2 separate regions of the Homo sapiens genome follow, and region 1 is linked to region 2. A link is an interaction called in ENCODE POLR2A ChIA-PET data of the cell type or tissue named here. Cell type or tissue: OCI-LY7. All regions are shown on one strand. Links, peaks and the distances in the headings refer to the core of each region. The heading gives the core; the rest is flanking DNA.

Region 1 (16,243 bases), core at 6,841-10,840, 62 kb after region 2:
GGATTACAGGCGTGAGCCACCACACCTGGCCCCCTCTTTTTTCTTTTTTTAGATGGAATCTTGCTCTGTCGCTCAGGCTGGAGTGCAATGGCACGATCTCGGCTCACTGCAATCTCCGCCTCTTGGGTTCAAGCTATTCTCCTGCCTCAGCCACCCGAGTAGCTGGGATTACAGGCATGCGCCACCACGTTCAGCTAATTTTATATTTTTTAGCAGAGATGGGTTTCACCATATTGGCTAGGCTGGTCTCGAACTCCTGACCTCCAGTGATCCATCCACCACCCACCTTGGCTTCCTAAAGGGCTGGGATTACAGGGGTGAGCCACTGCACCCAGCCGTTTTTTTTTTTCTTTCTTTTTTTAGACAGGGTCTCGCTCTGTCACCCAGGCTGGAGTGCAGGGGCATCATGATTTCTCCCCACAGTGATGCATTCTCGGCCTCTTGAGCTCAAGCGATCCTCCCGCCTCAGCCTCCTGGTAGCTGGGACTACAGGCGTGCGCCACCATGCCCGGCTGGATGGGTTCTGGATCAGCATAATTCTCCTCCTTCTCTCTTTCTGTTGTTAGTATCTCCCAAAGAGTTGCTCAGAGGAAAAAATAAGAGAGAAAACATCGCGCCCTGGTTTCTGGGACGACTGAAACCACGCAGAGCCACGGGTAACCAAGGTACCCGCAGCCCACGGCGCTTCCTCGGGTCCCAAAGGGCGCCAATGTGCAGGCACCGCCGCCAGGGAGCGCTCCCTGCCGGAGCCCCGGAGACCAAGGTTTGGCTCCCTCGCCTGGTTTCCGAAGGAGTGAGGGTCCGACGGCGGCCACGAACAAAGCTGCACGCTCTGCAGACCCCGGAGATCCCCTAGAAATTCCGCAGAGGCCTCCACTCTCCGCTTGGGCACGAGTCTGCATTTATGGAGCGCCATCTGCATGCAGCAGCCCCGAAAAAGAAGGCGATGCCCATTTTATAGCGGGGAAAACTGAGACTCAGAGGCCACAGGGGTCCCCAGGATGAACAGCAAGTTGGGATTCAAACCTCTTTTAATAACAATAACGATAATAGAGGCTGGGCGCGGTGGCTCAGGCCTGTGTAATCTCAGCACTTTAGGAGACCGAGGCGGGCGGATCACCTGAGATCAGGAGTTCGAGGCCAGCCTGGCCAATATGATGAAACCCCGTCTCTACTAAAAATACAAAAATTAGCCGGGTATGGTGGTGGGCACCTGTAATCCCAGCTACTCAGGAGGCTGAGGCAGAAGAATCACTTGAATCCGGGAGGCGGAGGTTGCAGTGAGCCGAGATCGCGCCACTGCACTCCAGCATGGGCAACAGAGCGAAACTCCGTCCAAAAATAGCAAAACAACAAACAAACAATTACGATAACATTAAAAGTGACAGCAGCTAACACTTATGGAGCGTCTAGTGTGTTCTCAGCTCTTGGCCTGCACTGTCTTATTGAATTTTACCAACACCGAGGAGGTGAGCGCATCATTCCCATTTCACAGATGAGGTGCCTGGAAGGGTTTGTCTCCCTCAAGGCGTAAAGCGCTAGGATTTGAATGCAGATCCGCCCAGAGCTTGTCTCCAGGTAACGGGGAAACTTCCATGCCCTTGAATAGGGGACCACAGATGCAGGCGTCCCGAGCTTGCAAATGCACCGGGGTAGGGTGGGGTGGGGGGTTATTCTGTTTGTTTTTTTCAGGGGTCCCGGGAGGCCCAAAGGCCTCCGCCGCTCTCGGCTTGAACGCGTGGAACCGTTCTCCTCGGGTTCCCGCGCGCTCCAATGGGGGACCCCTCGGCAGCGTGCGGTCGTCTCGGGACCCGGAAAGAGGAAAGGTGGGGAGCCGATGGGGATGCTCCGGGCTCGGGAGACCGAGGGGGCGGACGGGCGGGACCCCGCAGCCCCGGGGGCCTCTGGGAACCCGTCCCCCCTCGGCCCCGCCCCCTCCCCGGGCGCCGACCTCCGGGGTCACGTGACCAGGCCCGGCGGCCGCTGGGGCCGGAGGGCGCGGCGCGGGGACGCGGCGGCCTGGCCAGGCGAGGCGGGAGCCGAGCAGGCCGGAGCGGGCCGCGCGCCGGGGAGGGTCGCGCCGCGCCCGCCCCCTCCCCGCCACGCCCGGGGCGCACGCGCGCTCCTCTGGCCGCCCCTCCCTCCGCGCGGGGACCCCTGGCGGGCGGCAGGAGGACATGGCCAGCGACGCCGTGCAGGTAGGCGCACCTGCGTCTGGAGTCCCGGGGCGACCGGACGGCGCCGGCGGACCCCGCCCGCGCGCTGCCGGGGGAGCCCCCCCAGCCCCCGGAACGGGACTCGGGTGACGATGGCAAGGGCGGGGGCCTCCGGAGCGCCCGGCGCCCCCTCCCTGGGCCGGGACTGTGGAGCCAGCGAGGCCCCCTTCTCGGCAGGTGGCGATGTGGACTGGGCTGGTTTGGGGGCGATCCCGGAGGCAACCCCTGCTACACCCTCAAACTCGGCCTCTCCTGGAGAACTAGAAGGGGCGCGGCGGAGGCTCTACTTCGGGTGTCTGTGGCTGGCTGGGCGTCCCAGTGCCTCTCGTCCGCCCCCAAACTCATCCCCCTCCCCAGGGTTGGGTACCCGGCAGGTGCCGCTCCACCTGGGGCACGTGCCTGGCGCAGTGCCCTGGGAGGGGAGGAGGCTGCTGGGCCCGGCCCGTGCCCTTCCCCCGCATAACAAAGCTCCAGCCACCCCCGCCTCTAGACAGCTTTATGATGTTCCAGACGCCACCCAGATTGGCACCTGTTGGCGGAAGTACCCGAGTCACTGCATTAGGTCGGGGGAATGGGGACCCCCACTCCCACCCTTGGGCTGTCAGGTGGAACCTTCTCCTGGGTGGGGAGTGTCTCAGTCAACAGGCCAGGGATGCTCCCATATATAGAATCCTACTTTTTTGCATGGTGGCTGGGCATGGCTGGGTCACCCCCACCCTGCTAACACACACACGTGACTGGCACCAGCCTCCCGCCCAGCCAGATTCCCCTTGTGCCACCTGGTGGGGATCACTGACCTGGACTCATCTTCCCCGTCTGTGACAAGCACGGCCAGGGTGACTGCCAACCTTCTTTGGTTCAAGTGACCCAAATCTGAGAAATGTCTGTGCCTCAGTGTCCCCATTAGCACCTCACCATCCAGTTCATTGTCCTGTGGTTGTTGTGTAACTGGGTTCTCGTCTCCTTCTGCACCTGCCCCCGGCCCCTTTGTGTCTCCCCGGTAACCCCCGGTCCCTCCCGCCTTCCCAGTCCTGCTGATGGCCTGCCGGCCTTGCCGAGGAGCTGGGCGTATCTGGTGTTGCCGATCACACAAGGTCAGACCTCAAGGCCGGGATGGGCCGGGGTCCCTGCCTCTACCCCCGGCCCAGGGAGGGCTGTGTAGGAATCCCCGGGTGCATGCATGCGCTTGGCGCATCCCACACATGACCCAGACAGGCTGTGATTCCTGCAACGAGGCTGGACCCACGCCCTGGTCCCCCCTTCCCATCTCCTCCCCAGTCTCTTCCCCGCTCCTGGTCATCCCTCTCTCATGGTTGCTTGGGCCTGCTGCCCTGTCCCTCTGTCTGTCCCAACGTGTGCCTGTCTGTTCTGTGTCCTGCAAACGGATGTCCTGTCCAGATTCCGGAAACGCCCAAGGCATTGAAATCTCCGGATGTGGGAGTCTAGGTCCCTGGCTGCTCTGGCAAGATGGGGATTATGGGAGGCAGGTCCTCTGGGTCTGAGGTCTCCGCTCCATGGTGGGCAGCGGAGGAGCAGGGGTTCTCCATAGGACAGGCCAGGCCAGGGCCCTGAGTCCTGGGTTTGCCTTGCTGGCCCTCAGGTGACCCCTGTGCCTTGGGTAGAAGTGAGTCACTCAGGGGAGGAGAACCCAGGAGCCCAGCCTCCCTCCCTCTGTGCATTACAGACCTCAGCTGCTGGAGGTGGGGCTGAGGGAGGCCACCTCTCCTCTCTGCCTGGACTTCCCCAGTTGAGCTGGCCCCGCTCTTGGCTGTGTCCTCCCTCTGCCTGCTGGGGATGGGGTGGGGCCTTCTGAGCGAGGGTGGTATTTGGTGAGCCTGGGCTTAAATTCCAGCGCTGACACTTCCTCGCTGTGTGTCCTGGGCCCAGTGCCTTCGCCTCTCTGAGCCTCGGTTCTGACCTAGGAAAAATGGGACTAAGAGGGTGTTCATGGGAGAGAGAGAGACCGAGACCTTGCCAGCACTTGGCAGGCAGGGCTGCTGTGAAGTCGTTACTGGTAAGCGTCCTGGTCAGCAGCTCAGGGTGTGAATCTGTGTCCTTATTGATTGATTTACTGATTTATATTTATTTATTTTAGAGGAGAGAGTCTTGCTCTGTCACCCAGGCTGGAGTACAGTGGTGCGATCCTATGTCACCGCAGCCTCGATTTCCAATTTCCGGGGCTCAAGTGATCTTCCTGCCTCAGCCTCCCAAGTAGCTGGGACAAAAGGCACAGACCAACATGCCTGGCTAATTTCCTTTTACTTTTGTAGAGACAGGGTCTCGCTCTGTTACCCAGGCTGGAATGCAGTGACGAGATTCTTGTTCACTGCAGCCTCAAACACCTGATCTACAGGACTACAGGCATGCACCACCACACCTGGCTAATTTTTTTTTCTTTATTTTTTTAAATTGAGACTGGGGTCTCACTCTGTCACCCAGGCTGGAGTGCAGCGGCATGATCTCTGCCTCCTAGACTCAAGCCGTTCTCCCACCCCAGCCTCCTGAGTAGCTGGGACTACAGGTGCACACCACCACGCCTGGCTAATTTTTGTATTTTTAGTAGAGTCAGGGTTTCGCCATGTTGCCCAGGCTGGTCTTGAAATCTTGAGCTCAAAGTAACCTGCCCGCCTAGGCCTCCCAAAGTGCTGGGATTACAGGTGTGAGCCACTGCCCCCAGCCTTTCTTTTTTTCTTTTCCTTTTTTTTTTGTGATGGAGTCTCGCTCTGTCGCCTAGGCTAGAGTGCAGTGGCTTGATCTCGGCTTACTGCAAATTCTGCCTCCTGGGTTCACGCCATTCTCCTGCCTCAGCCTCCCAAGTAGCTGGGACTACAAACGCCCGCCACCATGCCCGGCTGATTTTTTTGTGTTTTTAGTAGAGACAGGGTTTCACCTTGTTAGCCAGGATGGTCTAGATCTCCTGACCTCGTGATCTGCCTGCCTCGGCCTCCCAAAGTGGTGGGATTATAGGCATGAGCCACCGCGCCTGGCCTCTTTTTTTCTTTTTTGAGACAAAGCCTGGCTCTGTTGGCCAGGCTGGAGTGTGATGGTGTGATCTCGGCTCACTGGAACCTCTGCCTCCTGGGCTCAAGCCAGCTTCCCACCTCAGGCTCCCAAGTAGTTGAGACTGCAGGCACATGCCATCACACCTGGCTAATTCTTACATTTTTTGTAGAGATGGGGTCTCACCGTTATTGCCCAGGCTGGTCTCGAACTCCTGAGCTCAAGCAGTCCTCCGGCCTTGGCCTCCTAAAGTGCTAGGATCACAGGCAGAGAGAGCCACCACACCTGGCCAATACTTTTTTATTTTTTGTAGAGATTTTTGTAGGTCTTGCTGTGTTGCCCAGACTTATCTCCAATTCCTGACCTCAAGCACTGCTCCTGCCTCAGCCTCCCAAAGCGCTGGGATTACAGACGTGAACCACCACACCTGGCCAAATCTATGACCCTTAACCGTAGGCTTCTCAGCCTTAGCACTACTGACATTCAGGGCTGGGTCATTCTTTGCAGTAGAGGCTGTCCTGTGCACTGCAGGGCGTTGAGTGGCATCCCTGGCCTCACCCTGATAGAAGTCACCTCCTTACCCACAGTCAGGACAACCAAAAATGTCTCCGGATGTTGCCGCATGTCCCCGGGTATGGGGAGAAAATCTCCCCTCAATGGAAAACTGTTACTGGCCAGGCACAGTGCCTCACACTTGTAATCCCAGAACTTTGGGAGGCCGAGGCTGGCTGATTGCTTGAAGTCAGGAGTTTGAGACCAGCCTGGCCAACATGTGAAACCCCGTCTCTACTAAAAATACAAAACATTAGCTAGGCGCAGTGGCACGTGCCTGTAGTCCCAACTACTCAGGAGGCTGAGGCAGGGGAATTGCTTGAACCCGGAAGGTGGAGATTGCAGTGAGCCGAGATTGCACCACTGCACTCCAGCCTAGGCGAAAGAGCAAGACTCTGTCTCAAACCAACGAACAAAACATACTACTGTGACTTCCTTGAGCCTCAGTTTCCTCACCTGTGAAGTGGGGAGTTCTTGGCAGCTGCTCAAGATTTGTAGTGAGGGTTGGGAAGATGGTGGGAGTGATACACTTGGTCTGTGGCATTCCTCCCTGGGGGCAGCTGCGCTTGAGATCAGTCACGAGCCAAGGATAACATTCCTTGTCTGTGAAATGGATGCTCCCAGCTGAAGGAGATAACCCCAGGGGGCCATTTCCTAGCCAGCATTTGGAATCTGGGTGCTCTTGTTTTAAATCAAGGCCCTGGCCACGGGGCAGTGACTCACACCTGTAATCCCAGCACTTTTGGAGGCCGAGGCAGGAGGATTACTTGAGGCCAAGAGTTCGAGATCAGCCTGGGCAACATAGTGAGACCCCATGTCTATGAAAAATACAAAAATTAGCCAGGTGTGGTGGCGTATGCCTGTAGTCCCAGCTGCTCGGGAGGCTGAGCTGGGAGGACTGTTTGAGCCCAGGAGGTAGACACTGCAGGGAGCCATGATCACACCACTGCACTCCAGCCTGGGCAACAGAGTAAGACCCTGTCTCAAAAAAAAGAAAAAAAGTTACATGAGATATTCAACTTTACTGTAAAATAGCTTTGTGTTAGACGTTTTTGCCCAACTATAGGCTTGGGTAAGTGTTCTGAGCACATTTAAGGTAGGCCAGGGTGAGCTATGATGTTTGGTAGGTAAGATATATTAAATGCATTTTTGACTTATGATATTTGCAACTTATGATGAGCTTATCAGGAAGTAATGCCATCATAAGTTGTTCTTGAATGTTACTGTGTGCTTAGCAAGTGGTTTTGTAGGCTGCTGATTTGGGGCATTCTTTTTTTTTTTTTTTTTTTTTGAGATAGAGTCTCACTCTGTCGCCCAGGCTGGAGTGCAGTGGTGTGATCTCGACTCACTGCAATCTCCACCTCCTGGGTTCAAGCGATTCTCATGCTTAGCCTCCCAAGCAGCTGGGATTACAAGCACGTGCCACCATGCCTGGCTAATTTTCATATTTTTAGTAGAGACGGGGTTTCATCATGTTGGCCAGGCTGGTCTTGAACTCCTGACCTCACGTGATCTGCCTCGCTCATCCTCCCAAAGTGCTGGGATTACAGATGTGAGCCACCACGCCCGGCGTGATTTTGGAAATTGGAAATTCTTTTTTTTTTTGAGACGGAGTTTCGCTCTGGCGTGCAATGGCACGATCTTGGCTCACCTCGACCTCTGCCTCCTGGGTTCAAGTGATTCTGCTTCAGCCTCCCAAGTAGCTGGGATTATAGGCATGCACCACCAAACCCGACTAATTTTGTATTTTTTTTTTTTTTTCAGTAGAGACGGGGTTTCTCCATGTTGGTCAGGCTGGTCTCGACCTCCCGACCTCAGGTGATCCACCCACCTCGGCCTCCCAAAATGCTGGGATTATAGGCGTGAGGCACCGTGCCCGGCCTGGTTTTGGAAATTCTTATCCCAGTCCCCCAGTGCTGTCCCCTAATTGTGTTGGCCTGAGGGAGGTGCCACTGGGCTGGCTGGGACCCCGGGCCTCTCAGCTATGGTCAATAACAGTTGGCGACTGGACTGAGAGGAAGCAGGAAGTTGGGAGGGCCCGTCTGCAGGAAAGGGGCCTCACCTCTGAAGAAGTGGCTGTTCTGACCCTGAAGGGGAAGCCGGGGACAAGGGGTGGCTGGGAGAGTCTGGAGGGACATATGCAGGTAGTCGCAGGGCTGGAGGTCTGTGGGAGCATGGATGTGCTGCAGGGGCCTCGGGGAGCGTGCATATGTGTGTGAGCATGTGCACACGCATGAGCATGTGGGCCATGCCCTCTCGGGCAGGTGGGAGTGTGTCTTGTATGGGTTCTAGAGGGAAGCTCATAAGCACTTGTATGTGTTTGCAAATAAGTGCATATGTGGTAGGCATGGGAATGGGTACACTGTGAGCCCATTTTCCAGGCACACACCTGCAGGTGTAGAAGTGTGCACCTGTGTGTGGATCTTTGTTTCATCCACACACACAGGCATGGGAGTGTGCACACATGTGAGCCTGTGTTGCAGGCACACACCTGCAGCCATAACTGTGCAAACACAGGCCAGGCGCGGTAGCTCACGTCCAGTAATCCCAGCACTTTGGGAGGCTGAGGGGGGCGGATCACCTGAGGTCAGGAGTTCGAGACCAGCCTGGCCAACATGGTGAAACCCTGTCTCTACTAAAAATACAAAAATTAGCTGGGCGTGGCGGCACATGCCTGTAATCCCAGCTACTTGGGAGGCTGAGGCAAGAGAATTGCTTGAACCTGGGAGGCGGAGGTTGCAGTGAGCCAAGATCACACCAGTGCACTCCAGCCTGGGCAACACAAAGGGAGACTCTGTCTCAAAAAAAAAAAAAAAAAAAAAAAAAGGAAAGAAAAAGAAAGCGTGCAAACATTTGTGAGCCTGTGTTCTGTGCATATCCACATATGTATTTGAAAGTTAGTGCACACTCAAGTCAGCCCTCGGAGCCTGCGTCCCCTCATGGATACACCATGAGTGTGTGAATGTACAAACTGCCTGCACCTTGGACATTCTCTAGGGACAGGGAGCAAGGACTGTCCCTGGGTTTCATCTAGAGGAACAGGAGGTCCCTTAGATGCCCTGGAGTTGGCCCCGCGCGAGGGGTGCTGGGAGTTGACAGGAAAGAGGAAGTGGCAGCCGAGAGGCCCTGGTGGGGCTGAGGTTCAGGAAGAGGGCGGGGCCCTCAGCCCGGACCCAGGATGGCGGAGGCCAATAACCCCTCGGAGCAGGAGCTGGAGGTGGGGTCCAGGGTCCCTGTGGGGGCAGGCAGAAGGGGGCCCCAAGTGGCACAGGCCAGTAGTCCTTCCCCGGGTACTTCTCAGTTTGGGAACAAGGAGAGGAGATGGGGCACTGGCCTCAGAGTTCTCTCTCTGGAGGATGAGAGTATCCAGTGCCCTTCGGGGCTCCCAGATTGGGGAGAGACAGAAGGAAGGAGACCGGGCTCTGTTCTTTAGGGTCCCAGTTGTTGAACATAGGAGAAGAGCAGATGAGGGTCTTCAAGACCCCATAGTTTGGGGGTACAGCAGAGAGAAGACTTGGCCTGCCCTTGGGATACCCTAGTTTTGGGGGTGTAGCCAAGGAAAGATGAGGCCTGCCCTCGGGATGCCATAGTTTCAGGGTACAAGTGAGGGAAGATGGGGCCTGTCCTCAGGACCCTGTAGTTTTAGGGGTACAGCAGAGAGAAGACAGGGCCTGCCCTTGGGCCCTCTTAGTTTCGGGGAGCAGCAGAGAAAAGAAGGAATCTTCCCTTGGGACCCTCTAGTTTGGGGGAGGCAGCAGAAGGGAGACAGATCTTATTCTTGAGACCCCCTTAATGTGGGGGACGCTGTGGTGGTGGGGGTGACAAGGCCCTGCTCTTGAGACCTCCCAGTTTGGGGAGGTCAGGAAGCAGTGGCAAGGCCTCGTCACCTTCCAGTTTTGGGAGTCAGAGGAGGTAGAGCAGGCCCTGTCTTGGGAGCCCCAGTCCAGGGCAGAGGCTGGGCCAGGCTGGCTGCATGTGGTCTGCACCTGGAGTTCTCCTAGCTCCACTGACCCTGTTCTGTCCTCCGCAGAGTGAGCCTCGCAGCTGGTCCCTGCTAGAGCAGCTGGGCCTGGCCGGGGCAGACCTGGCGGCCCCCGGGGTACAGCAGCAGCTGGAGCTGGAGCGGGAGCGGCTGCGGCGGGAAATCCGCAAGGAGCTGAAGCTGAAGGAGGGTGCTGAGAACCTGCGGCGGGCCACCACTGACCTGGGCCGCAGCCTGGGCCCCGTAGAGCTGCTGCTGCGGGGCTCCTCGCGCCGCCTCGACCTGCTGCACCAGCAGCTGCAGGAGCTGCACGCCCACGTGGTGCTTCCCGACCCGGCGGCCACCCACGGTGAGCTGGGATGCCTCTGGGGATGCGGGACTCCAGGGATTCCACTGCTCACTGGCTCACCCATGGTCTCCAGAGCCAGGTTAACCCATCTCCACGGACCCCCAGGGAGATGCATGCCATGACCCCCGTAGCCACCAACACCCAGAGAGGTGCATACAGCCACACCAGCACCCGGTAACACTCAAGACCGTGCATGCTGTCACATGAATACCTCTAGACACAGCCACGCCAACACCCAGGCAACATTCAAGGATGTGCATGCAGTCACACAAACACCTAAAAAAACAGCCACACCAACACCCAGGCAACACCCAAGGGTGCACATACTGTCACACGAATACCTCCAGACACAGCCACGCCAACACCCCAGGCAACACTCAAGGATGTGCACACTGTCACACGAATACCCAGAAACTCCCACAGTTACATGGATGATAACCAAAGACTGTTTATTTTTGTTTTTGTTTGGAGACAGGATCTTGCCTTGTCACCCAGGCTGGAGTACAGTGGTGTGATCAAAGCTCACTATAGCCTCAATTTCCTGGGCTCAAACAATCCTCCCACCTCAGCCTTCCAAGTAGCTGGGACTAAAGGCATACACCACCATGCCTGGCTAATTTAATTTTTTTTTTTTTTTTTTTTTTTGTAGAGAAAGGGTCTTGGTATGCCGCCAGGGCTTGGCTAGAACTCCTGGCTTCAAGTGATCCTCCTGCTTTGGCCTCCCAAATGCTGGGAATACAGGCGTGAGCCATTGCACCCAGCCTGTTTTTTAATTTAAAACATTTTTATTGGTTTTAACATTTTTTTTCTTTTTGAGATGGAGTCTTGCTCCATCACCCAGGCTGGAGAGCAGTGGTGCAATCTCAGCTCACTGCAACCTCCACCTCCCAGGTTCAAGTGATTCTCCTGCCTCAGCCTCCTGAGTAGCTGGGACTATAGGCTTGCACCACCACGCCCGGCTAATGTTTGTATTTTTAGTAGAGATGGGATTTCACCATGTTGGCCAGGCTGGTCTCAAACTCCTGACCTCAACTGATCCACCCACCTCAGGTGATGTGCCTCCCAGAATGCTGGGATTACAGGTGTGAGCCACCTCACTCAGCAGCTTGAATTTTTTTTGGTGGGGAAGGACAGAGTTTTGCTCTTGTCACCCAGGCTGAAGTGCAATAGCACGATCTCGGCTCACTGCAACCTCCACCTCCCAGGTTCAAGTGATTTTCCTGCTCCAGCCTCCCAAGTAGCTGGGATTATAGGCATGAGCCACCACGCCTGGCTAATTTTTGCATTTTTAGTAGAGACGGGATTTTGCCATGTTGGCCAGGGTGGTATTTAACTCCTGACTTCAAGCAATCCGCCTGCCTCGGCCTCCCAAAGTGCTGGGATTATAGGTGTGAGCCACTGCGCCCGGCCTCAGTCATTTCTGCACCCAGGGTCCCCTCAAGCATCACACCACTCTCCAGAGACTCATGCAGACACATGCATCCGGATGTGCCAACACCCGGAGACTCAGTCATACCAACCTGGAGATCTGAACTCACAGTTGTAGCAACAGTCAGAGATGTACGCAGAGCATCTCCCAACACCCACAATCTCAGACAGTCATTCTAACACATGGCGTCTCACAGAGTTACACTAACACCTAGGGAAACACACACTCAGCCATGCCAACACCCTGCAGCTCACAGATGGCACCACTCCCACACCCATAGGCTCACACAAGCCATGTACGTAGTTACTCATGGGCCTCTCAAATGCAGTGGACCCAGCACCAAGGACACACTAACACACCTGGGTGCTCGCCTGCACTCATTCATCCTGGGTTCTGCCCCAGCCCCGAGGGGTTTCCCTGGGAGGGTGGGTGGGTAGACTGCTGGGCCCTGGTGTCCCCCTGCCTGCCTGTCTGCTGGCCCCCAGCTCCCCCTCCTCCATGCCCCAGGGGCAATGCCCAGGCTGGGCTGAGGATGAAGCCTCCCAGGCAGGCCGAGGTGAGGATGCGTGGTGACTCTCTCCCACCTGTCGCCTCCAGATGGCCCCCAGTCCCCTGGTGCGGGTGGCCCCACCTGCTCGGCCACCAACCTGAGCCGCGTGGCGGGCCTGGAGAAGCAGTTGGCCATTGAGCTGAAGGTGAAGCAGGGGGCGGAGAACATGATCCAGACCTACAGCAATGGCAGCACCAAGGTGAGGCAGCACGTGCACACACACTGTGTACACACACCACACCTGTGTGCGTACAGTCCACCCACATGTGCACACCTACCTGCATGTGTACACATGTGTCCCTGTGTGCACACGCCCACTCAAATGTGCACCCACACCTGCGCATGCACACCCCACACGTGCACACCCATCCGCATGTGTACACACCTGTCCACGTGTACACACACCCACTCAAGTGTGCACCCACACCTGTATGTGCACACACTCACTGGCATGTACTCCCACATCTGTACATGCACACACCTACCTGCGTGCATACACGCTCACCCACATGTGTACACACCCCTGCAAATGTGTACACACATATGCATACACCCACCACACGTGCACACACCTGCATGTGTACACACCCTTGAACGTGCACACACAGCTGCACGTGCATGCATACTTGCACACACCCACATGTGTGTATACCAGCATGTGTACATACACCCCCCATGTGCACACACACCTGCACATGCACACACACCTGCCTGTGCACCTGCACCTGCATACACATTTGCAATGCACATGCACATGTACACACCCACACGTACACACCCACCCGTGTATCTGCACACACACCGCACATGTATGCACATGCCTGTGAGCAGATCACAGGCTGGGGGCATAGGGTGCAGCCTACAGCTGCCCCCATGGGAGGCTGGGAGCCTTTGGATTGGGGACATACTGGCTGATGGGTGTAACTTGGTGTCAGGACTAAGGCACAGGCAGCTCATGGGGGCATATGGGAAGCATGACTATGGGTGATGTCAGACAGACGTGGCAAATTGTCTCCCCTCCTCCCACAGTCCCCTGCAGAGCCTCAGGCCCATCCACAGTCAGGGCAACATGCCGCCTCTCACTGCTGACGGTGTGTCCTGTTACAAGCACACACAGTCATGTCATACCTTGACACACACACACCATCATAACATCTAGACACACACACACACATGCTGTCATAACATCTAGAGACACACAGTGGTAACAACATCTAGCAACACATGGAGAATCCCACCACAGCCACATCTGGACACACACACACACTCTTACATTCATACCCAGAGACTGGTGCACAGACACACACACATCCCCCGTCCTGCCAATCAGTCCCAGGAACACACAGGTCTCTATCAACACCCAGAAATTCTGACACCACAAGCACAGGCCAACCTACAGCTAGAGGATTAATGTCCAGACCCACAGGCTGGTGTGCGCATGTCCTTCCACGTGAATGTCACATGGGAGGACAGACTGCATGGATTTTTTTAATGACACTATTTTATTTATTTTTTGAGACAGAGTCTCACTCTGTCGCCCAGGATGGAGTGCAGTGGCGTGATCTCGGCTCACTACAACCTCCGCCTCCTGGGTTCAAGCGATTCTCGTGCCTCAGCATCCCAAGTACCTGGGATTACAGGCGCATGCCACCACGTCCCGCTAATTTTTGTATTTTTAGTAGAGATGGAGTTTCACCATATTGGCCAGGCGAGTCTCGAACTCCTGACCTCAGGTGATCTGCCCACCTTGGCCTCCCAAAGTGCTGGGATTACAGATGTGAGCCACCTTGCCTGGCCTAACATTATTTTATTTATTTAATTTATTTTTATTTTTATTGAGACAGGGGTCTGTGTTGCCCAGGCTGGACTCGAACTCCTGGGCTCAAGCATTCCTCCTGCCTTGGCCTCCCAAAGTGCTGGGATTACGGATGTGAGCCACTGCGCCCCATTTATCAATTGGTGGACATTTGGTTGTTTCCACCTTTTTAGCGATTGTGAGTAGTTTTGCTATGAACACCTGTGTACAAGTATTTGAACACCATTCTATGAAAATTTAAAACCTAGATCAATTGTATATCTTTTACATGTATCTGAGCGTTATACAAAAAAAGAATAAGAGTTTCTCACCCCCTAAGAATTTCTGCCCCCCGCCCTGGGGGTAATACTGACCCAGTGAAAATGAATAGAGTAGGCCAGGCGCGGATCCCAGCACTTTGGGAGGCTGAGGCAGGCGGATCACTTGAAGTCAGGAGTTCAAGACCAGCATGGCCAACATGGTGAAACCCGAGCTCTACTAAAAAAATACAAAAATTAGCCGGGCGTGGTGGCACATGCCTGTAATCCCAGCTACTCGGGAGGCTGAGGCAGGAGAATCGCTTGAACCTGGGAGGCAGAGGTTGCAGTGAGCTGAGATCACACCACTGCACTCCAGCCTGGGTGACAGAGCGAGATTATGTCTCAAAAAAAAAAAAAAAAAAGCTGGGCATGGTGGTGGGCGCCTGTAATCCCAGCTACTCAGGAGGCTGAGGACTCCATGGACTACATCATGCCACTGTATCCAGGAATGCATGGAAGTACATTTATTTACTTATTTATTTATTTTGAGACAGGGTCTTGCTCTGTTTCCCAGGCTGGAGGGCAGTGATGCAATCTCAGTTCAATGCAGCCTCCAACTCCTGGGCTTGAGTGATCTTCCCACCTCAGCCCCCTGAGTAGCTAGGACCACAGGTGCACACCACCACGCCCAGCTAATTTTTGCATTTTTTTGTGGAGACAAGGTCTTGCCATGTTGCCCAGGCTGGTCTTTAACTCCTGAGCTCAGCAGTCCACCCGCCTCAGCCTCCCAAAGTGCGGGGATTACAGGCATGAGCCACCGTGCCTGGCCTGCAAATGCATGTTGTTACATCCACATGTGAACACTCTGCCACAGTCACCTAGGACCTGCATGGTGTGGCTAGACCCCAACCACCTAGCCTTCCTCTCTCAGACTGTCTCTGCCTCCAGGACCGGAAGCTGCTGCTGACAGCCCAGCAGATGTTGCAGGACAGTAAGACCAAGATTGACATCATCCGCATGCAACTCCGCCGGGCGCTGCAGGCCGGCCAGCTGGAGAACCAGGCAGCCCCGGATGACACCCAAGGTGAGTCCCTTGCTTCCAGGCAGCTTAGCCTGCATCTCGCCTTGCAGGGCTCAGCCTCCAGCTCCATAATGAGTCCCTTTCTGGGGCAGGGAGGTGGGTCCTGTGACCCACTGTGAGACTTCAACACATTCCTGACCCTCTCTGGGCCAGAGCTTCCCATTTTGTCCCATGCAAAGTTTGGATTACATCAGGGGTTGGTAAATTACCACCTTCAGACCAAATCTATCCATTGTCTTTTTTTTGTCAATAAAGTTTTATTGGTACCCAGCCACGCCCATTCATTTACTATGTTTTTGACTGCCTGACTATTCTGAATAATGACCCTGGCACTTGGTCACAGAGAGTCAGACACTCACAGTCACACTGTGTCCACATGTGTCACTCACCTGGACACCAATAACACAGACACAGTTCCAAGGAAGTTGATAGTCACAGGTATGTTGCCTTATAAACACAGTCTCGGCTGGGTGCAGTGGCTGACGCCTGTAATCCCAGCACTTTGGAAACCGAGGCGGGCGGATCATTCGAGGTCAGGATTTCGAGATCAGCCTGGCCAACATGATGAAACCCTGTCTCTACTAAAAATGCAAAAATCAGCTGGGCGTGGTGGCACGCAGCTGTAGTCCCAGCTACTCAGGAGGCTGAGGCAGGAGAATCACTTGAATCCGGGAGGCGGAGGTTGCAGTAACCCAAGGTCGCCCCACTGCACTCCAGCCTGGGCAACAGAGTGAGACTCTGTCTCAAAAAAACACACACAAAAAAACACACAGTCTCACTGTCACCCCTAGACCTGCTGCCACATGGCGCTTTATCAGTCACTGGGACTTTTAGGAATAAAGTCATCCAGTCACCCATCCTTGCGACAACACCCAGAGACAAAGGAATGTGTGATCCTACCATCACACATAGTCACTGTGAAGTCCATGTGGATATCCACAGTACAGGCACACAATCACGTGCACCGTCGCACTGACACACACTGCAGGGACACACTTTTTTTTTTTGTTTTTTTTTTTAGATGGAGTC
Region 2 (15,699 bases), core at 11,206-15,205:
GGCGTGGTGGCGCATGCCTGTAATTCCAGCTACTCGGGAGGCTGAGGCAGGAGAATCAGTTGAACCTGGGAGGCAGACGTTGCAGTGAGCCGAGATCATGCCACTGCACTCCAGCCTGGGTGACAGAGCGACACCCTGTCTTAAAAGAAAAAAAATAGCTGGCTGTGGTGGCATGTGACTGTAGTCCCAGCCACAAGGGAGGCTGAGGTGGGAGGATTGCTTGAGCCCGGGAGTTCAAGGCTGCAGTAAGCTATGACTGCACTGCTGCACTCCACCCTGGCTGAGACCTTGACTCAGCAACAATGAAAAAGTGACAGGGCCAGGACTTGACCCCTGACCATTTTGTTCTACAGCCTTTCATGGGAAAGACAGATGAGTTTTCGACCTTCCAGAGCCTTTGATCCAGAGGAGAGAGGCAGGAAATAGCAAATGGATAAGAATATGCCATTCGGTGACTAGGGCAATGGAGATTGCAAAAGATGGTGGCTGGGAAATGGGGCTTGTGTCGGGGGTCCCTGAGACCACCCTCAGGGTCAATAATTTGCTGAGATTGATAGATCCCAGAAAAGTGGTGTTACTCCCAGTTATGGTTTATTACAGTGAAAGTTACAGATGAAAATCAGCAAAGAGGCCAGGCTTGGTGGCTCATGCCTGTAACCCCAGCACTTTGGGAGGCCCAGACAGGCAGATCATTTGAGGTCATGAGTTCAAGACCAGCCTGACCAACATGGTGAAACCCCATCTCTACTAAAAATACAAAAATTAGCCAGGTGTGGCAGGGGGCTCCTGTAATCCCAGCTACTTGGGAGGCTGAGACAGGAGGATCACCTGGACCTGGGAGGCAGAGGTTGTAGCGAGCCGAGATCCTGCCATTGCACTCCAGTCTAAGCAACAAGAGCAAAACTCCATCTCGAAAAAAAAAAAAAAACTAGGAATACTAGAGGAGAGGAGGTGAGGCAGACAGGCTCCAAGACTCCTCCATGATTCCCACCTCCTGATGTCTGCACTCTGTGTGATCCCTCGAGTGTGAGCTGGACCCAATAACTTGCTTCTAACAATAGACTAGGACAATGTATGCCAGGAGCAGTGGCTCACGCCCATAATCTCAGCACTTTGGGAGGCTGAGACAGAGGGATCACTTGAGCCCAGGAGTTCAAGACCAGTCTGGGCAACATAGCAAGACCCCATCTCTATAAAAATTCAAGCATTAGCTGGGTGTGGTGGTGCACACCTGTAGTCCCAGCTACTCGGGAGGCTGAGGTGGGAGGATTGCTTGTGCTCAGGAGGTCAATGCTGCAGTGAGCTATGATTGTGCCACTGCACTCCAGCCTGGGTGACAGAGTGAGACCTTGTCTCTCTCATATATGTGTATATATATATACATATATTTTTTTTTTGAGATGGAGTCTCATTCTGTTGCCCAGGCTGGAGTGCAGTGCAGTGGTATGATCTCTACTCACTCCAACCTCCGCCTCCTGGGTTCAAGCGATTCTCGTGCGTCAGCCTTCCAAGTAGCTGGAATTACAGGTGTGCAGTATCACGACCTGCTAATTTTTTGTACTTTTAGCAGAGATGGGGTTTCACCATGTTGGCCAGGCTGGTCTCGAACTCCTGGTCTCAAGCAATCCACCTGCATCGGCTTCCCAAAGTGTTGGGATTACAGGTGTGAGCCACCGCGCCTGACCTATGTGTATATATATACATATCTATAGATAGATAGATAGATAGATAGATAGATAGATAGATAGATAGATTTAATGTTACCATTTTATTCATCATGGTTTTGCATTAATCTTGACTTTTACAAAATATCACAATAAAATAATATTTATGAGTTCAGGACAAAGTTCTTGAGTTCTTTGACACCCCCTGAAATTTTGTTCCCAAGTCAAGCATCCACCTTGCCTCTCATTCCAGCCCTACAGCTTAATGATATGAGACCATCGTCATGCACAAGACAGGACTGGATGAGTGACATCTACAGATTCTGCTGCCACACTGGACTCAAGGCAGGTTCAGTTCTGCTGCAGTAACAAGCCAGGGAAAAAAATGAGCCAGGCATGGTGGCACACACCTGTAGTCCCAGCTACTTTAAGCCCCAAATCTCAGGAGCTTAAAACATCAGAGGTTTCACTTTTCACTCAGCCAGCATCTGGCATGTTGCCCGTTGCCAAGGCAGAAGAAAAAGAACATATAGCATGCTCTGCAGCAGCTCTTAAAGCCTCTGCCCAGAAGTGACACAAGTCAAACCTGCTCACATGCCATTGGTCAGAGCAAGTCACGTGGCCACACAAGTGGGTGGAGCAATGCCTTCCTACCTTGTACCTGGAGGGAGAAAGAGCTGGAATATTGGTGAATCGCTCAGTGATCATAGCAGTGTCCCTGGGTGAGGTCCAGAGGGCAGCTGTATGTCTGGAGGTAGACAGGGAGGTCCAGGTGGAGACATGTAAGAGGCTTTGGGATATAATTGGTATTGACTTCTTGGAGGGCCTGATCACCCCCTACTATGGAGGACACATGGGGGTCACCTGCCAGGACCCACAGGATGGGAATCCTGCCCCAGTCTCCTCTGAGACTGGATTTTTTTTTTTTTTTGATTTTTTTTTTGAGACAGGATCTCGCCGAAGTACAGTGGTGCAACCATATAGTTCGCTGCAGCCTCAACCTCTTGGGCTCAAGCAATCCTCCTGCCTCAGCCTCCCGAGTAGCTGGGACCAGAGTCATGTGCCATCAGGCCTGGGTAATTTTTAAACTTTTTTTGTAGAGATGGGGGTGCGGGTCTCGCTATGTTGCCCTAGCTGGTCTTGAACTCCTGGCCTTAAGCGATCCTCCTGCCTCGTCCTGCCAAAGCGAGCCACCGTGCCTGTCCTTCAGCCTGGATAAAATTTGTGGTGAAATACACATGACATGAAATGTTCTATCTTAACCATTTTAAGTGTACAGTTCAGTTACATTAAGAAAATTGTCAGGCCGGGCGTGGGGGCTCATGCCTGTAATCCCAGCACTTTGGGAGGCTGAGATGGACAGATCACTTGAAGTCAGAAGTTCAAGACCAGCCTGACCAATATGGTGAAACCCCGTCTGTCCTAAAAATACAAAAATTGGCCAGGCACGGTGGTGTGAACCTGTAGTCCCAGCTACTGGGAGGCTGAGACAAGAGAATCACTTGAACCCAGGAGACAGAGGTTGCAGAGAGCCAAGATTGAGCCACTGTACTCCGGCCTGGGCAACAGAGTGAGACTCAGTCTCAAAAAGAAAAGAAAATTCTCAGTTGGGCACAGTGGCTCACACGTGTAATCCCAGCACTTTGGGAGGCTGAGGTGGGCAGATCATCTGAGATCAGGAGTTTGAGACCAGCCTGGCCAACATGGTGACACCCTGGCTGTACTAAAAATACAAAAATTAGCCAGGAATGGTTGTGCACACCTGTAATCCCAGCTACTTGGGAGGCTGAGGCACGAGAATCACTTGAACCCAGGAGGCAGAGGTTGCAGTGAGCCCAGATTGTGCCACTGCACTGCGGCCTGGGCAACAGAGTAAGACCCCGTCTCAAAACAAAACAAAACAAAAACCAGAAAAAATAAATTCTCATAGTTGCCACTGACACCATCATTCATCTCCAGAACTTTTTCATCTTGCAAAACTAAAACTGTATCCACAAAACAACTCCCCGTTCCTCCTCCCTCCAGTTCCTGGAAACCACAATTCTACTTTCTGTTTCTATGAATTTGACAAGTTTAGTTACTTCCTGTAAATGTGATCATACGGTATTTGTTCTTTTGTGGCAGGTTTATTTCACTTAGCATAATGCCCTCAGGGTGCATTCATGTTATATGTACGAGAATTTCCTTCCTCTTTAAGGCTGAGTAATATTCCACTGTATAGATAGACCACATTTTGTTTATCCATTCATCTATCCATGGAGACTGGTTGCTTTCAACTTTTGGCTATTTTAGCTAATGCTGCCGTGAACATAGGTGTACAGATGTCTCTTTGAACTTTGCTTTCAATTCGGGTGTCTATGCAGAAGTAGAATTGATGGATCATATGACAATTCTATGTTTAATTTTTTTTTTTTTTTTGAGATGGAGTCTTGCTCTGTCACCCAGGCTGGAGTGCAGTGGCGCGATCTCCGCTCACTGCAACCTCCACCTCCCGGGTTCAAGCGATTCTCCTGCCTCAGCCTCTCGAGTAGCTGGGATTAGAGGCAGCTGCCACCACACCCGGCTAATCTTTGTATTGTTGTCCAGGCTGGTCTCAAACTCCTGACCTCAAATGGTCCACCCACCTCGGCCTCTCAAAGTGCTGGGATTACAGGCATGAGCCACCATGCCTGGCCTCTATGTTTAATTTTTTTAGGACTCTCCATACTGTTTTCCACAGTGGCTGCACCATTTTACATTGTCACCAGCAGCCCACAATGGTTTCAATTTATGGGGTTTTGTTTTGTTTTGCTTTTTTTTTTTTTTTTTTTTGGACAGGGTCTCACTCTGTTGCCCAGGCTGGAGTGCAATGGTGCAATCATAGCTCACTGCAGCCTTGACCTCCTGGGATCAAGCGATCCTCTTGCCTCGGCCTCCCAAGTAGTTGGGACTACAGGTGCATGCCACCATGCTCAGCTAATTTTTAAATATTTTTAGAAATGAAGTCTTCCTTTGTTGCCCAGGCTGGTCTTGAACTCCTGGCCCAACTGATCCTCTCTCCTTGGCCTCCCAAAGCATTGGGATAACAGTTGTGAGCTACCACTTCTAACCTATTTTCTGTTTTTTTGATAGTAGCCATCCTAATGGGTGTTAGGTAGTATCTCACTGTGGTTTTTATTTGTTTATTCATTTATTTATAGAGATGGAGTCTTGCTATGTTGCCCAGGCTGGTCTCAAACTCCTGGCCTCAAGTGATCCTCCCACCTCGGCCTCCCAAAGTGCTGGAATTACAGGCGTGAGCCACCGCACCTGGCCTGTGGTTTTGATTTGCATTTCCCTAATGATTGGTGACTTTGAGTATCTTTTCATAGGCCTATTGGACATTTGTCTGGCCTGGAATTTTAACAACTCTGTTTCAAAGGAAGCACAGAGTGTGGGTGTCAATCTCCTTGCCAATGTCAGGGCCGCCTGACCTCGTGGATAGCAGGCAGCCCAGAGCTGGCTCCTCGGGCCGGACAGAAGCTGGGCATGAGAGGCTGTCGTGGGAGTGACAATTCCACTAGGGGAATGCCAGATTGCCACTGAACTTTGTCACTAAGACCCACACCAAAGGCCCCAGAAAGCCCCAGTGACACTTTTGCCCCTAGATAGGAGGGTACCGACAGGAAATGCTGTCAGAAAAATGCCTCCTTGTACACTCAAAAATGGCTTTTGCCGTCTGCCCAGAGGGGCCCCTCTCCCCCTGACTCACCGTAGCAGCGCGTGGAGGACAATTTTGGCTGTGACAACGTCACGCCCGCTGCGGGGAGTTGATCTGCAAGCCACAAACGTCATTCATTCCTCTCCACCTCCAGGATTTGGAACATCTCCCCGGACCACAGATTTTTCCTTCAATCAACTTGCTTTTCCTTTAAAAAAAAAAAAAAAACTTAAATGAATTTATTTGGGAAGGAACTTTTATGCCACCACCACAAAAGGAAACAAAAGGAAACCAGGGCCATTTCCATAAGTAGAAAGCAACAGCAAAAGGACCTATATTTGTAGGGGTGGGGGTGAAATTAAACTTGCTTCCTGCTGTCGCCTGGTTGAAGCCTCAAGAGCCGGGACTAGGGTAGGGAGAGGGAGGTGCCCAGGCGTAGAATATAATGAGTCGCTCACTCGCAGGACCCTGGGATCCACAGCCTCACCCTCCAGTGAAGCTCTGGATCAAAGAGACTGCTCTTTTTGTTTAAAAAAAAAAATTGAAAGGAGACAAAAAGGGAAAGAAATAGGCCAGGCGCAGTGGCTCACGCCTGTAATCCCAACAGTTTGGGAGGCAGAGGCGGGAGGATCGCTAGAGCTCAGGAGTCCAAGACCAGCCTGGGCAACATAATGAGACCCCTGTCTCATTATAAAAAAGTAAAGAAAAAAAATGGGGAAGGAAATTAAAAACCGAAAGCGACGACTGAAGTGTTTAGAGGTGTCAGAGATATAGCTGTGAAAAACTCAGACTTCTTTTTTTTTTTTTTTTTTTTTTTGAGACAGAGTTTCGCTCTGTCGCCCAAGCTGGAGAGCAGTGGCGTCATCTCGGCTCACTGCAACCTCTCTGCCTCCCAGGTTCAAGCAATTCTCCTGCCTCAGCCTCCTGAGTAGCTGGGATTACAGGCATGCGCCACCATGCCCGGCTAATTTTTGCACTTTTAGTAGAGGCAGGATTTCACCATGTTGGCCAGACTGGTCTCAAACGCCTGACCTCAAGTAATCCACCTACCTCAGCCTTCCAAAGTGCTAGGATTACAAGCATAAGCCACCATGCCTGGTCTATTTTATTTATGTATTTATTTTATTTTATTTTTTTGAGACAGAGTCTCACTCTGTCACCCTGGCTGCAGTGCAGTGGTGCGATTTCGGCTCACTGCCACCTCTGCCTCCTAGGCTCAAGTGATCCTCCCACCTCTGCCTCCCAAGTTGCTGAGACTACAGGTGCACACTACCATGCCCAGCTAATTTGTGGAGTTTTTGTAGAGATGAGGTCTCGATATGTAGCCCAGGCTGCTCTTGAACTGCTGGACTCAAGCAATCTTCCTGCCTCGGTCTCCCAAAGTGCTGGGAATACAGGCATGAGCCACTGCACCCGGCCTGTTTTTTTTTTTTGTTTTTGTTTTTTTTTTTTATGGAGGTGAGATTGACATGACATAAAATAGACCCTTTTAAAGTGCATGGTTCAGCGCCATTTAGTACATTCACTACGTTGAGCAACCATCACCTCTATCTAGTTCCAGAATGTTTTCAACACCGCAAAAGGAAACCCCGTCCTCATTACCACTCATTCCTCATTCCTCCTCCCCAGCCCCTGGCAACCACCAATCTGTTTTCTGGCTATGAATTTGCCTATTCTGGACATTTCATATAAATGGAATCGTGCACTATGTGACCTTCTGTGTCTGGCTTCTCTCACTCAGTATCATGTTTTCAAGGTTCATCCACCCTGTAGCATGGATCAGAGCCTCGTTCCTTTTTATGGTTGAATTAAAAATCGCTTTTTATGGTAATTGTGAACCGTGCTGCTATGAACATGGGTGTATAAGTATCTGTTTGAGGTCAGGCACAGTGGCTCATGCCTGGAATCCCAGCGCTTTGGGAGGCTGAGGTGGGCAGATCATTTGAGGTCAGGAGTTTGAGACCAGCCTGACCAACACGGTGCAACCCTCTCTCTACTAAAATACAAAAATTAGCCGGGCATGGTGGTGGGTGCCTGTAATCTCAGCTACTCGGGAGGCTGAGGCAGGAGAATCACTTGAACCCAGGAGGTGGAGGTTGCAATGAGCTGAGATCGCGCCACTGCACTCCAGCCTGGACAAGAGTGAGACTCCATCTCAAAAAATAAAATAAACATAAGTATCCATTTGAGTGTCTGCCTTCAGTTTTCTCAGGTGTATACTCAGGAGCAGAATGGCTGGATCACAGGGTCACTCTACACGTAACTTTTTGAGGAGCCGCAAACTGTTTTCTATGCCTGGAAAGAAGTGAAAGGGAGACCTCCATCCAAGGGACAGAGCCCTGGGGATGGGTTGATTCTCACCAATGCTTTCCCATCGCTTCTTTCTGGGACTGGCTGGGACCGTCAGTGCCATCTGTGGCCCTATTTCTCGGGAACCCACAAGCCCACAACAGAAGAGGCCCAGAGGCATGCGGAGGGGTTGACCCGGGTGGGCACCCAGCCTGAATAAGCCCCCTTCCTCCCCTGGCCTTCCCCACCCATCGAAAGTCAAGGGAAGGATTCTGAGACCCCCGTCCTCACAGTGCCCCCCAGAAGCCTGACCCCATCCTTATCGGGACATCAGCACCACCCCGCTCAGAAGACTTTGCAAAATGGGGAAGACACTGAGAGCTGCAAGAAAGTGACAAAAATGCCACCAAGTGTCACACAGCGTTCCCAGCTCAGGGCTTCTTGTTGGCTGCCACCAGTTCCCCACCCCCACAGCCACCCCTGAGCTGTTCCCCTCCCCCACCCTACTCTCCTTTGCTTCCTCTAAACGCTTCTCCTTAAAACCTTTAAACATTTTAAAATTCTTTTTTAAATATTTGTATAGAGCCTCAGGTTTATAGAATAAATGAAACAATGCAATTCTTGGGACCATCGGTCTATCCATGATCAGCTTTATTTTACTTACTTATTTACTGAGACAGAGTCTCACTCTGTGGCCCAGGCTGGAGTGCAGTGGTGAGATCATAGCTCACTGCAACCTCAAACTCCCAGGCTCAAGAGATTCTCCCACCTCAGCCCCCTGAGCAGCTGGGATTACAGGCACGTGCCACCACTCCTGGCTAATTTTTGCATTTTTTGTAGAGACTGGGTTTTACCATGTTGCCCAGGCTGGTCTAGAATTCCTGGGCTCAAGGGATCCTCCCGCCTCAGCCTCCCAAAGCGCTGAGATCACAGGCATGAGCCACTCTCCCTGGCGCATTTTATCTTCCTTGATACAAACTCTTTTCAGAATTCTCTGTTTTTGCTTTGGTCTCTGATAAAATCACGTCTGAATATAACCGCAAAACACCACATGCCTGCGTTACATGGCGTTATGTTAAACAGCCATCATTTTGGCTGGGTGCAGTGATCCATGCCCATCTCTACTAAAAATACAAAAAAATTAGCCGGGCGTGGTGGTGCGCGCCTGTAATCCCAGCCACTTGGGAGGCTGAGGCAGGAGAATGGCTTGAACCGGGGGGCGGAGGTTGCAGTGAGCCGAGATTGTGCCACTGCACTCCACACTCCAGTCTGTCGACAGAGCAAGAGACTCTGTCTCAAAAACACACACACACACACACACAAAACAGCCATCATTTTAGGAAACGTTTATACCTGGAAACTTCTGTGTGTATTATTCACAATTTGCGGGAATAAAGAATTTTACTTTGCAAGAAAATATGTAAATTAAAAAATAAAAGGGAAGGAAGGCATACCCATGAGCCTCCCTCTTCACCAAGAACTGAGATATGACCTTGTTCCCATGCTCCCATGTTTATCTTGCTGATTACCACCACTCCGAATATTCTTTGCCCCTTATTCCTTTGCTCAGTTACTTAATTTTTTTTTTTTTTTTGAGACAGAGTCTTGCTCTGTCACCCAGGCTGGAGTGCAGTGGCGTGATCACAGCTCACTGCTGCCTCGAATTCCTGGCCTCAAGCCATCCTCCCACTTCAGCCTCCTGAGTAGCTGGGACTACAGGTGCGAGTCACCACACCTGGCAAATTTTTTATTTGTATTTTTGGAGAGATGGGGGTCTCACTATGTTGCCCAGGATGGTCTCGAACTCCTGGGCTCAAGCGATCCTCCCACCTTGGCCTCCCCAAGTAGCTGGGATTATAGGCATGAGCCACTGCGCCTGGCCCAGCCTTGTTTATTTTTATTTATTTATTTATTTTATTATTATTGTTTTTTTTTGACACGGAGTCTTGCTCTGTCACCCAGGCTGGAGTGCGGTGGCGCTATCTCAGCTCACTGCAACCTCCGCCTCCTGGGTTCAAGTGATTTTCTGACCTCAGGCTCCTGAGTAGCTGGGATTACAGGTGCCTGCCACCACACCTGGCTAACTTTCATACTTTTAGTAGAGATGGGGTTTCACCGTGTTGGCCAGGCTGGTCTTGAACTCTTGACCTCAGGTGATCCGCCCGCCTCAGTCTCCCAAAGTGCTGGGAGGTTACAGGGGTGAGCCACTGAGCCCGGCCGCCTTGTTTATTTTTCAAAGTCTTCTTGCATATGTTTGTATCCTGAAACCAAATCTCGTTTTATGATCTTTGTGTCTGAGCTTTTTCGCAAGGTGGCTTTTTCCTATGGGGCTTTGGAGACTTTTTCAAGATTCTACTGTGGAATCTGTCACGCTGCAATTTAAGATTTTTTTCTCCTGACTTCACTAAGTTTTTAAATTGAAGAAAGAGGTGTGGCTAGGCATGGTGGCATGCACCTGTAACCCCAGCATTTTGGGAGGCTGAGGTGGGCGGATCACTTGAGGGTCAGGAGATCGAGACCAGCCTAGCCAACATGGTGAAACTCCATCTCTACTAAAAATACAAAAATTAGCCAGGCGTGGTGGCGTGTGCCTGTAATCCCAGCTTCTAGGGAGGTTGAGGCAGGAGAATTGCTTGAACTCAGGAGGCGGAGGTTGCAGTGAGCCGAGATCTCGCCACTGCACTCTAGTTCGGGCAACAGAGCAAGACTCTGTCCCCTGCCCCCCCTCAAAAAATTGCACACCCCTGGAGTTATTTTTTCACAGCTGTATAATATTCCAAGTGCTTTATAAAGTTACCGCTGAGGAAGTGCTAGGGTTTTATTAATGACTTAATGACCATCATGTTCATAGATTGCTTTGAAGGATTAATGATGCCCTTTTAAGCATTTCACCCTTTTCTTCCTCCTTACTGCCCCAAATCTTGGTGATCTCTGGGAGGGGCCAAGACTGGGGACACTTTTGGGCCCAGCTGCCCATGAGGACCCCACTTCTGCTTCGGCCACTTCTGCTCAGCTATCCTCGAGGTTGCTTATATACCATCTATTTATAACCCCGCCCCCCCACCCCACGTCACCCGCCCCCTGCCAGGGCAACCAGTGAACTCAGTGTCCATGGGGAAGGGGAAGTGGGTTACTAGGTGCTAGAGTTTGTTTGGGGTTTGGGGGTGCCTCTGCTGCTTCCTGAAGGGCTTCATTTCCTAGAAGCTGAGAACACTGAGCTGACAGATCAACCCCCCTTCCTTCCCACAGTGGGTCATGGGGCCAAGGAGGAAGAAGAGGAACCAGGTGCTGGCACCCCAGGTCGCAAACACATGCACTCCCCCTCAGCCCCGGAGCACGGGGCCTCGTTGCCTTGTCCCTCTGAGCCATCGCGGCCTCTCGCTTCTGCCCTCTTTATGTTTGGGCTCCTCCTGGACTTCCCTTCAGCACCAGAGACCCCTGCAGCCCAGACCCCAGGAGACTAAGAGGCCTGGGTGGTCTCTGGGATGGGCGGGGAGGCACACATGTGCAGGACTGGCTCTTCCCCACTCTGCTCCAGGGCCGAGGCCCCAAATAGCTGGACTTCTATATTTAGAAGCTGGCTCAGCAGCACCAGGGAACTATAAATACAGCCCAGATCAGTGCAGCCTCCAAAATCCCCAGGCCAGGCTGGGATGAGTAGGGAGCAAGGAGTTAGGGAGATGTCAGTGGGGCCAGATGGGGTCTGCAGTGAGGGCCCCCTGGGCCAGGTGCACACTGACAGGCCAGGCTCCCGGAAACCCAGGTGTTCAGCCTGCTGGAGGAGACAAACAGACCATAGTGGGACCTGCCCCCGGTGGGGGATCAGGGTTGGCCAGCGGGCTTCCCACCCTCTTTCCCGTTCTCTGGGGCTTCCTGGCACAGGGACAGCTGTCTGGTCTCACAATAGCTGCGCCGCCCTCCTGGAGCCAGCTGCGGGGCTCATCCGTGTGGGGGCTGCCCGGCCCCTTCCTCTGCCATTGTCTCCCAGCCAGGGGGCATCCTGTTATGCCCCCCTCCACCCGGAGACCCCATCTGACCCCCCGCCTCAGCCCAGGCTTGTGCGGGTGCTGGGCAAGGGCTGGCGGCATAAGAAGCCGGGGAGTGGGGCGTTGGGGTCTCCTGGTGTCCCTCCCTGTTGCAGAGGGCAGCAAAGAGACAGTTCACCCCGCTCTGGGATCATCCTAACCGCGGCTCCTGTTGTTTATTGAGCGTCCATGCCCACCTACACTTCTGCAATGCGTTCCCTCCAGTCTGGTCCTCACGGGCACCTGGAGAAGTTCTGACCATTTCACAGATCGGGAAACTGAGGCCCGGAAAGGCCACATCACCTGCCTGAGACCACACAGCCCAAAAGGGAGCTCTGGGCGTGGTGGCTTATGCCTGTAATCCCAGTACTTTTGGAGGCTGAGGAGGGTGGATCACCTGAGGTCAGGAGTTCGAGACCAGCCTGGCCAACATGGGGAAACCCCGTCTCTATCAAAAATACAAAAAAATTAGCCTGGTGCGGTGGCAGGCGCCTGTAATCCCAGCTTACTCAGGAGGCTGAGGCAGGAGAATCGCTTGAACCCGGGAGGCGGAGGTTGCAGTGAACCAAGATCGCGCCACTGCACTCCAGCCTGGGCAACAAGAGCGAAACTCCATCTAAAAAAAAAAAAAAAAAAGTAAAAAAAGTTAGCCAGGCATGGCGGCACGTGCCTGTATTCCCAGCTACTTGGGAGGCTGAGGCGGGAGGGTGGCATGAGTCCAGGAGGTGCAGTCTGCCTCAAGCCATAATTGTGCCACTGAGTTCCAGCCTGGGCAACAGAGACCCTGTCTCTAAAATAATAATAATAAATTAGGCTGGGCGTGGTGGCTCACGCCTGTAATCCCAACAGTTTGGGAGGCCGAGGCAGTCGGATCACCTGAGGTCGGGAGTTCGAGACCAGTCTGACTAACATGGAGAAATCCCATCTCTACTAAAAATACAAAAAAAAAAAAAAAAAAAAGAATTAGCCGGGTGCGGTGTCAGATGCCTGTAATCCCAGCTTACTCGGGAGGCTGAGGCAGGAGAATCACTTGAACCCAGGAGGTGGAGGGTGCAGTGAGTCGAGATCGCACCATTGGACTCCAGCCTGGGCAATAAGAGTGAAACTCCGTCTCAAAAAAAATTATACTAATATATTATAATTATATTATAATAATTATTATATTATATAATATAATTATTATTATTATATTATATAATATAATTATTATAATTATATTATAATAATTATTATATTATATAATATAATTATTACTATATTATATAATATATTATAATGTTACATATTATATATTATAATTATTATACGATTATAATAATTATTAGATTATATAATTATACGATTATAATTCTTAGATTATATAATTATTATTATATGACTATAATTCTTAGATTATATAATAATTATATTATATAATAATTATTATACTATAATTATATTATATAATAATTATTATACATAATAATTCTATTATATAATTATTATCATACTATAATAATTATATAATATAATTATTTTATACTATAATAATTATATTATATAATTATTATTATACTATAATAATTATATTATATAATTATTATTATACTATAATAATTATTATTGTTGGTTGGATAATCTTGGGTTGCTTCTTTTTTTTTTTTTCTTTTTTTTGAGATGGAGTCTTGCTCTGTTGCCCGGGCTGGAGTGCAGTGGCGCGACCTCACGATCTCACGATCTCAGCTCACAGCAATCTACGTCTCCTGGGCTCAAGCAATTCTCCTGCCTCAGCTGCCCAAGCAGCTGGGATTACAGGCAATCTTGGGTTACTTCTGAGCTGAGCAACCTGGGGCCAGTGGCTCAAAACGCCCAGGTGCCAGTTTCCCTTTTGACAAATGAGGACCATGTTCCCGCCCCTCATCATTGCAGAACAAAAGTCATGAGGTTGTCCAGAAGCTGCAAAATAGGTCAGCAGGACTGAGACTTCAGGACAAAGAGAAAGTGGAGAAACATAGGCAGACGCCCCGGCAGGGACCAGATCAGCGAGGCTGAAGGAGGCTTCCTTTAGCTGGGCGGCAGCGGAGTGGAGTGGCAGGAGTACTACTAATTTGCATGGTTTACCATATAGGGCCCCACTCAGCACAGGCTCTGTGCTGGTGCTCTGCAGAGAAAAAGACAAAAGTCACTCAGGGGGCTGACAGCCTAATGCGGCTCGAGGGCAGATTGTTGCAAGGGAAGAAGGGAGATGGTGAGAAGTATTGGAGAGACTCAAGAAAGCCGCCAGGAATGGTGACTCACGCCTGTAATCCCAACGCTTTGGGAGGCTGAGGCGCGTGGATCATTTGAGGTCAGGAGTTCGAGACCAGCCTGGCCAACATGATGAAACTTCATCTCTACTAAAAATACAAAAAACTATCCAGGTATGGTGGTGCATGCCTGTAACCCCAGCTGCTTGGGAGGCTGAGGCAGGAGAATCGCTTGAATCTGGAAGGCGGAGGCTGCAGTGAGCCGAGATCGTGCCACTGCACTCCAGCCTGGGCTACGGAGAGACTCTGTCTCAAAAAATAATAATAATGAAAATAAATAAATAAAAATTAAAAAATGAGGACCTGGTTGTGCTCACCTGGAATCCCAGCTACTCGGGAGGCTGAGGTGGGAGGATCGCTGGAGCCCAGCAGTTTGAGGCTGGAATGAGCTATGATCGTGCCATTGCACTCCAGCCTGGGCAACAGCAGACTCTATCTCTAACATAAAGTAAAATAAAATAAAATAAAATAAAAAAGTGTCGATGATCACTATGAAGGGGTGTAGGGACAATCCCTGGCATCAGGAAGCGCCTCCTGCCTCCCTGAGATTCTGCAGACACCAGCTGTCTGACGTGCCCATCTGATCTGCAGAGAAGGGACGTTGAGCCCTGGGGTTCTAGCTGGAGTTTCTGACTTTCTGAGAAAAAAAGGGCAAAATCCCTCCAGAGCTGGTCTGGCCCTCTCTCCTTCCAGCTTCTGCTGGTGTTCATTCCCCTCCCCCACAGCCCAGGCCACCCCCACAGGAGCCCAGGACAGGAAGGGGTAAATTCTAGGACTGGGGATGTTTGATTATTCCCAGGACAATAGTTCTGTGACTTCAGTGATTAGTGACTTTTTTTCCCCATCGCTGCAATCTCCCCCTTTGAACAATTGAACTATATTTTGCTTAGCATTCATCACTTCTGCATCTTGAATTTATTCATGTAACAAGGAGACTTGATTTCGGCATCCTCACTGAAAAACCCTCCTCATTGCCCCAAATAGTAGGGAAACCTAAAAATAAATGTGAATATAAGGAACTCAAAACCAAGTCCTTGAATTCTGGCTGGACACAGACGCCTGCTAAGCCTCAGGGTCACGGAGGCGCTAAAGACATGTTAGTGCCCAGTAGAGACTTTCCCCTGGGCTCATTGTAGGGACTCTGGGGCTGGGCTGCCCGCCTATGGATCTTCTCAGCTGGGTAGGTCACTTGTGCCTCAGTTTCCTCCTCTGTCAAATGGGAATGACAACATCATTGCAGATGTTTTGAGGAGTAAATGAGTTAAAATAGATTAAAAAAAAAACAAACTTATGACCAGGCCTGGTGCAGACTAAGTGCTCTATAAATAATAGCATTTTCTTGGCAGCATAGCGAGAGCTTGTCTTAAAAAAAAAAAAAAAAAAACTTAAGAAAAAACTAGCCAGGCGTGATGGTGCACAGCTGCAGTCCCAGCTCCTCAGGAGGCTGAGGCAGGAGGATCCTTTGAGCCCTGGAGTTTGAGGCTGCAGTGAGCTGTGATGGTGCCACTGCACTCCAGCCTGGGTGACAGAGTAAGATCTCTTAAAAATATATATAGCGTTTGTTTGTTTGTTTTTAGACAGTTTCACTCTTGTTGCCCAGGCTTGAGTGCAAGGGCACAATCTCAGCTCACCACAACCTCCGCCTCCTGGGTTCTATCAGTCCTCCTGCCTCAGCCTCCCAAGTAGCTGGGATTACAGGCATGTGCCGCCACACCCGGCTAATTTTGTATTTTTAGTAGAGACAGGGTTTCTCCATG

Evidence for each region. Peaks named below come from ENCODE experiments on the same cell type or tissue, not always from the same donor. Only the 100,000 strongest peaks of a DNase experiment are listed, where the experiment ranks them.
Region 1: POLR2A ChIA-PET joins it to region 2 with 5 read pairs; 10 of 35 experiments call an interaction of 5 or more read pairs at or near these places.

What each region holds. Positions count from the first base shown.
Region 1 is chr19:14,431,345-14,447,587 of GRCh38, forward strand. PKN1 (protein kinase N1) reads left to right here and starts at 1,962. Exons shown (of 22, transcript NM_002741.5): 1 at 1,962-2,198; 2 at 9,799-10,099; 3 at 12,126-12,277; 4 at 15,082-15,217. The coding sequence starts at 2,178. RefSeq lists enhancers at 702-981, 1,856-2,429, 2,430-3,002, 8,614-8,673, 8,774-8,893 and 2 more and silencers at 1,712-2,051, 2,222-2,291, 2,582-2,691. In OCI-LY7, for the core only: a CTCF peak has its summit at 7,682; a DNase peak (open chromatin) is centred at 8,877; H3K4me3 peaks cover 1,282 bases; H3K27ac peaks cover 2,161 bases.
Region 2 is chr19:14,364,549-14,380,247 of GRCh38, forward strand. No RefSeq gene overlaps it. Among named protein-coding and RNA genes, the nearest start is that of LINC01841, 8.4 kb to the left of the region's middle. RefSeq lists enhancers at 2,069-2,363, 6,245-6,314 and a silencer at 2,226-2,315. In OCI-LY7, for the core only: no CTCF peak of the experiment used is centred there; DNase peaks (open chromatin) are centred at 11,393 and 13,483; H3K4me3 peaks cover 783 bases; H3K27ac peaks cover 2,566 bases.